Linked DNA regions of Homo sapiens: region 2 is linked to region 1. Evidence: chromatin contacts called from ENCODE Hi-C data. All regions are on one chromosome and are shown on one strand. Each heading gives the region's core, a stretch centred on a gene start or an enhancer-like site at or near the end of the contact. The rest is flanking DNA. Distances are from core to core; before and after follow the strand shown. Region 1 overlaps LOC105377921 (a long non-coding RNA gene). Region 2 overlaps CRYBG1 (crystallin beta-gamma domain containing 1).

Region 1 (3,627 bases), core at 658-3,157:
ACTTGTTCAGAATCAGTTTTTAGTTTCTTTTTCAGGATTTTGTACAAGTTGCAAGAGAAGAGACACAAAATTATCTTATTAATTCTATTGCAATATGGAGATACATTTTAAACAAATGGAAATAATCAATATTAGTATTATCTGTATATTTGTGTGTGTGTGTGTTGATCTGACTATATTTTTCTTCAAAGGGAAATCACAAAGGCCAAGTGTGTTTATCAGGTAACTCACCTTAAGAAAACTTGTACTATGTGAAAAGTCAATTTCTTTAAAAACTGTCACCAACTCAACCCTGGTTTGTAAGTAGAAAAAACTATCAATTATTTTTTAACAATAGTAATACTCCCAAGGTATATACTTCTGCCACAAAAAATTAAGAATAGTTTACTTAGCACGTTTTGTCATTGTGGAAATCATTGAGAAAAATCACAGTGGAAAGTTATTTGAAAAGGCATAACTGTCATTAGAAAGAAATTAAGAATAAAGAAGGCAGGCCTGGCGTGGTGGCTCATGCCTGTAATCCCAGCACTTTGGGAGGCTGAGGTGGGTGGATCTCCTGAGGTCGGGAGTTCAAGACCAGCCTGACTAACATGGAGAAACCCCATCTCTACTAAAAATACAAAATTAGCCGGGGTGGTGGCACATGCCTGTAATCCCAGCTACTCGGGAGGCTGAGGCAGGAGAATTGCTTGAACCCAGGAGATGGAGGTTGCGGTGAGCTGAGATGGTGCCATTGCACTCCAGCCTGGGCAAAAAGAGTGAAACTCCACCTAAAAAAAAAATAAAAATAATAAAAAAATAAAGCAGTAAAAACAAAATGTTTGCATGTGTCATTATCTTTGTATTGGTCGTCTATTTTGTAAACTTTCATCATTACTTTAAGCATTTCAGGCCACTTCTTCAGTCATTATTGTTGATTATCATTTAGTCCTCCAATTCCATCAGAGTGTGCTAAGGTAGTAAAATGAAATTAGGCACAATGCATGGCAGAAGGTATAGCAATTTGAAATGTCTTCCAAAATCAATTAGATATTACTTTGGGTTAGCAGTGGAGGTGGGAACATAGTTACAGGTAATTGAGAATTGGCTGTGAATATGGGCTCATACATTGTGTTTTTGAACATGTTGATATAATTCTGTGAAATGAGAGAAATGGCCTCAAATCACCTGGCTGCTTCTGCTTTATTTTATGGTTAGATATTCAACTGCCATCACAGACTACAATAGAGGAAAGCTGCTATTATTTATCAAAGACTAGACCTGCTAGCTGAAGTGCAGTTCACCATTCACTTGGGTGGTGGTATGGCTCACCTCCAAAACACTGCTCATGAGTTGACCTTATTATTTTTATCTGCATGTCTTGACCTATAGCGGGCTTAAAATGTCATTATCAACCTAATGGAAATACAGATTTTTCATTTTTTTCCCTTTCTCTGCCTTCTCTTTTTTCTTTTCTTTTCTTTTTTTTTTTTGGTATGCATATGTATCATAATACTCTTTGGGTTAATCAGGTCCCATAGTGGACCTCGACAATACCTGAGGGGATCCTAAGTCATCAGAATATAGGGGGTGTGAGTGGTCTCCCTTTATTTCTGGAATGCTTGCTTTCTTCGGAAATCATGAAGACATCTTTATTTGAAGCCTTGTTCATCCTTTAAATTGACTCGCAGATTTGCTATTATCTAGAGCGTCTTGAAAGGTGTTGTGCGTATCTGACAAATGGCCTCATTATTCATTAACTTTCACTTTGATATACATATTTTTTAAGTTTTTTTCTCTTTTCTTGCTTTTAAAAATTGGATGTGTCAAACATGCCCCGACTGCTTTAGCACTGTCTATCTGTCTGGTGAAGGAGTGCTGGAAAATTCACATTTAAACAGCATCTCCACAAGTTCTTAATGATGTGCTGAAAGGCAGCTGGCCCAAGTCCAAGTCTGGGGTTTCACTGCTCAGGAAGGTCAGTTTAGTCCTAAGGGGAAGGAAAGAAAAAAAAAAAAAAACCCAAAAGACCCAAAACCAACTATAATCTGTATATCCCGTAAAAGAAAAATTACAAATTCTGATGTAATACTTAAAATTATTATTTCTTAATTCCAAAGTAACTGCTTTTATGACCAGCAAACTCCCAATGGTTAAAATTATTAGCTCAAGACATTTTGCTTTAGTTTAGACAAAAACCTCTAAGTGGCCTACTTTCATTTTCAGTTGGTTGAACAGTTTGTGGTTATATTTGAAATACTTTTTAAAAATGGTCTTGGGTAGGGAGTCAAATTAAAAAACCAAAAAATGCCAAACCTCAGTTTTTGAAAACTGTTTTCCTGAAGACCTGTCTAATCATTCCAATAAGGACACAAAGACATCGACCAATCACATAAATTCCTTATAGTCTCAAAAGCAACAGAAGGCCCCCCCCCCCACTCCCCTCCTCCAATGCAGGCAAGTTTTACATTATTTCTTAGATTAGCTACACATCTTGTTTTTCATGAATTTTAAAAACACATTTATGCCTCTCTGAGGCAGGAAGAATGGGAGTTAACAGCTCAGAAGGAAAATCATAGTGACATTGGACCACATGCCATCTGACGAGGGGATTACTTATAGATGATGTGTGTTCTCTAGTTATCCCTCAAACTCCCCTTGGACGATTAACTGTCTGGTTGGGAGGTGAAGGCTAAGACAGACAGATTAATAAACAGCTTTTCTTCACAACCAAGTCATTTGTTGAATAAAATCTATGGGAAAGCTGATGCCATAAAAGAAGTTAGATAGCATCACCATGGCATTATCGCCCTGGTTATCCCTGAACTCTGGAGACTTAATAATCTTCAAATAAGTAGTATTTAAACAAATCCCCTTTCAAAAGAAATGAAAAACTGGAGAGTTTATTTAATAACCACCACAAACATGAAGTGGTATAAAAAACTCTGCTTTCATGATTTAATTTTGATAACAACCAAATGTGCTGAGTAAGTCTTCAAGTCCCAAAGTTCAGCATTTTTTTTTTCTATTTTCCACTGCTTAATCTATTAAGAAAAACTAACAAAAATGATTGCTGCTGCTTTTGGATCTTTGAGCGTAATTCATCTTGTTTGTTTAATGCACGGTGAAGAAAGCTGGTTAATGGAGGTTAATCAGCTTGGAACCTGCTCAAGGACAGCACGTTGAGGTTTGAGAAGGGTGCCCTATGCCATCACAGCAGTGCAAAATGCAACAAAAAACGTCTTGCAGCTCTCTGTTCAAAGAGTCATTGCATGATAAAAGAGAAGGCTACAGTCTGACTCATGATGTACTGAAATAATCTGATATCTCTGTTTGGCTTCTCTAAGAGCAGAATTTCATGGAGTCTGGGATCATTCTGAGGGGCATCCATTAAAATGTGAGTGTGAGTTTTGCTTTTTTTTTGGTCTGTGTGCAGATTTCTATACAGTTATATTCCTTATTCTTCTTTTGGGTTACAGGCCCCTTTGAGAATCTGATAAAAGCTATAAAATCCAGAAGAATGCACACACACAGAAGTTACACATCTTGTTAGGGAGCTCCACCAAGTCCCTGAAGCCTGTCTGTGAACCCCCTGTTGCACGTACAGACAAGACCTTGTCTGATTGATGAATTCATCTTGCATTTTTA
Region 2 (3,627 bases), core at 375-2,874, 1.1 Mb after region 1:
AGTGCATTCTTCCCTGATGTAATATGCAAGAGAGGAGGGCGCTGGGCTGCTTCCACGCCAGTCTGCGCTTAAACCCATACTTCCTCAGGTGTGCAGCAGTAGCATCTGAGCGGAAGGGAACTGAGTATCTTAGCAGTTTTTTAGATTTAACAAAGATTACTCTCACTGCAGACAAAACTTTTTATTTAACCCTATTTAGCACCTACTAAGAGCTTTGGAAATATTAACAACTTAAAGACCCATTATTACAACTGAAGCTATTTTATGAATAGTTCCCAGGAAGAACTGAGGAATCCACTAAAAGACAATATTTCACTGCTTTACGGAGGAAAAAACTTACCTATTTCTCTTCAAGAATGGAACTTTTTGGCATAAGTACTCATGTAACAAAAATTTGCTATTTGTCAAGAAATTACTTCTTTTAAGTGTTCTAGAAAAGATCATTTTTCCCCCAATGTATGTTAAAAGTATATAGTTCAGTCTAGAAATGGAAAGCATTCTAAAAATAAATGTAATTGGGGTCCACTGTCAAATGAAAATTGCCACTTACTGTGGTTATTTTTGTTTTCAGATGGGTTACTTATGAATATGGCAGTTACAGAGGGCGACAGTTCCTATTGTCACCTGCAGAAGTACCTAATTGGTATGAATTCAGTGGCTGTCGCCAAATAGGTTCTCTACGACCTTTTGTTCAGGTATTTTCTTCCTCTCCATGCTCTGCATAGACTCTTCTCTGAAATTTTTTTGTAAATGCAATCCAACTTTTTATCCAATTTTTTTATTCAAAGTTTATAACTGGCCTCACCCTATAAACTCCTTCCCTGCCCCAATAATCTGGGCTCAGTTTCTGGTGCTAAGAGGTGTGGCTGCTTCAGAAGGCCATCAAACTGAACATCAAACGCAGTTATCCACAGGCAGGCACCCTGCCTCAGGCGCTTTGACATTTTGTCAAACTCTTCTCATTGAGAAAATTTAAAACCTCTGAGACTCTTGAGTATGGTAATTACCCTTAATCCATATCTCACTTTGGATTCTTCCTGATATTCATGCTTGTTCAGTGCTTCCAGCAGCACATCTGGTATAACAACTGCTGGGGGTTTTGTCTTCTAGAAGCGAATTTATTTCAGACTTCGAAACAAAGCAACAGGGTTATTCATGTCAACCAATGGAAACTTAGAGGATCTGAAGCTTCTGAGGATACAGGTCATGGAGGATGTCGGGGCCGATGATCAGATTTGGATCTATCAAGAAGGATGTATCAAATGCAGGGTGAGCTTTAGGATTCCACGGGGGCCTGTGATGGCTTTGCTAGGAGGTGACTCATCCTTTCATATGCTTTTGATCTTTTCTTCAAGTAGATGCAATTTCACAATTCCTGGAGTACTTTCAGAAATGAATTTGTTTTTTTCATGACAGTATATCCTAGCTCTGATAGAACCAGTCTAGGAACTTAAAATGAAAGGTAAATATAGCACTGATCCAAGATAGAATATTTATTTCTATGCTTGATTTTTATATAGTAGTAGAAAAAGGAAGTGTGTTATTCTTCCCTTTTTCCTTAATGTAACTGTTACAGAAACAAACTATAAGCTCCAGCCCTGTCAACAAAAATCACTCTTGGTTTGTTTTGGGGAAATCCACAGAACGGGATGAAGGGTAAAGAGATCCCTCTGTGTGCTGCACAGTCCATTTCCTAAGTGTCATACGTTGTAAATTAGAAAATGGCCCATGTCCCTCCTGCATCATTCCTACTATTAACAGACACTTAAAAGCTGACTGTAGTAAGATTTTTATGAAAGAAGCTCATGCTTCTATGGTAGATAAAACTTTTTTACTCCTTGATTTTGTGAGCTTGACCGTTGGCTCCTGATTTTCTTTAAAAAAACAAAACAAAACAAAACAAAAAACCAAAAAAAACCTGGTGCCCCGTGAGTCAGCAGAAGGAACACAGCCTTGCGAAAAGGAGTACAACTCGTTAATTGGGTCTGTTGTGCTGGAGGGGGAATTCTTTCAGTAAACAGAAGTACTGTTTGGACATGCATAGAAGAACTAGCAGGAGGAACAGAAGTAGTTGTAATATGGAATCATGAAAAGAAGCTTTCTGCCTTTGAATTGTCTTAATCCAAGAAAATGGTGTCTTTCAGCAGTTATTTCTAACAGACATTTCAGTGATGTTATTTAACAACTTTGAATTCAATAGGTCAATGAGAAAAAGTCTCCTAGATTATCACAGTGCTTTCATCTCAATATAGAATAATATACTTTAATTTTTTTTAGACGGGGTCTTGCTCTGTCACCAGGCTGGAGTGCAGTGGCACTATCTCGGCTCACTTCAACCTGTACCTCCCGGGTTCACGCGATTCTCCTGCCTCAGCCTCTCGAGTAGCTGGGACTACAGGCGTGTGCCACCACGCCCAGCTAACTTTTTTGTATTTTTAGTAGAGACGGGGTTTCACCATGTTGGCCAGGATGGTCTTGATCTCCTGACCTCGTGATCCACCTGCCTTGGCCTCCCAAAGTGCTGGGATTACAGGCATAAGCCACTGCGCCTGGCCTACAATAATACACTTTTAACAGGCATTTTTATAGCAACATTGTTTTGTTTTTGTGTTTGAGACAGAGTCTAGCTCTGTTGCCCAGGCTGGAGTGTAGTGGTGCAATCACAGCTCACTGTAGCTTCGACCTCCTGGGCTCAAGGGATCCTCCCACCTCAGCCTCCTGAGTAGCTGGGGCCCACAAGTGCATGCCACTATACCTGGCTAATTTTTAAAACTTTTCTGTAGAGATAGGGTCTCACAAGTGATCCTCTCACCTTGGCCTCCCAAAGAGTTGGGATTACAGTTGTGAGCCACTGTACCTGGCCAGTAATTTTTGTTAATGGCATGTGAACATGACTGCCATACATTATTTATATATTAAGGGTAGATTCACTTCAGGGAAGGGCTCATAAAATCTTTGCATTAAAACACCCTCTAGTGAGTCTGCATTTTTCTGTTTTCATAGCTGGAAAGCATGCCTGTTTAGAAAATTTTAATTCTCATGAAGGAAAGACAAATGCTAATAAATGCAATTCCGAGTTTTAAAATGATAAAATGCCCTTTAGCCACCCAGTGCTACAAAATTAGAGGTGCAGTCATATACTGGAAGGTCAGGCCAAGCAGAGGTGGAGATGTCAGAGGGAGATATAGCTACAGAACCTGCCTGGGATCATGGTCACTTATGACAGGGAAAAATATGATGGGCAGTTCTAATGTTATGAGGCTTTCCCTACTAGTAAGATAGTCTTGCAAAGGGCAGAAGTCTCTGACGATGCACAAACATTGAGATTTTCCCATCATTCGTGTCATCTGAAATAAATGGCATAAATATTTATTGTCCGATTCTAGTTGGCTAAGAGCTGAACTGCCTCATGTGGGGTAAATGAAGCTAGGAACTAAGATAATTTTAAAGCCCAATGTAACCAGAGAAATAATTGCTATGAGACTTACAGCTGGATACATATTTAAGATATCTGGTCTTTTCCACTGAGCAGATAGCAGAAGACTGCTGCCTGACGATTGTGGGCAGCCTGGTAACATCTGGCTCCAAGCTAGGCCTGGCCCTGGACCAGAATGCTGACAGCCAGTT

The links. A loop is a pair of places that touch in the nucleus more often than their neighbours do. Pooled maps may share reads with other maps.
Region 2: a loop to region 1 is called in a map of colonic mucosa, with 4 times the contacts of the local background. The contact joins two enhancer-like sites. A Hi-C loop is called at or near these places in 2 of 168 maps with a recorded cell type or tissue (HCT116 and colonic mucosa), 3 of 37 single-sample maps with no recorded cell type and 14 of 50 pooled maps.

What each region holds. Positions count from the first base shown.
Region 1 is chr6:105,480,489-105,484,115 of GRCh38, forward strand. It overlaps LOC105377921 (a long non-coding RNA gene), which reads left to right. Exons shown (of 2, transcript XR_942832.3): 2 at 1-818. Among named protein-coding and RNA genes, the nearest start is that of PREP, 79 kb to the left of the region's middle. Within about 2 kb of position 1,908, at least 5 of the 41 ENCODE cell types and tissues checked have a DNase peak (open chromatin) inside an H3K27ac peak, as active enhancers do.
Region 2 is chr6:106,560,232-106,563,858 of GRCh38, forward strand. It overlaps CRYBG1 (crystallin beta-gamma domain containing 1), which reads left to right. Exons shown (of 22, transcript NM_001371242.2): 19 at 572-695; 20 at 1,111-1,269; 21 at 3,533-3,627. Among named protein-coding and RNA genes, the nearest start is that of RTN4IP1, 67 kb to the right of the region's middle. Within about 2 kb of position 1,625, at least 4 of the 41 ENCODE cell types and tissues checked have a DNase peak (open chromatin) inside an H3K27ac peak, as active enhancers do.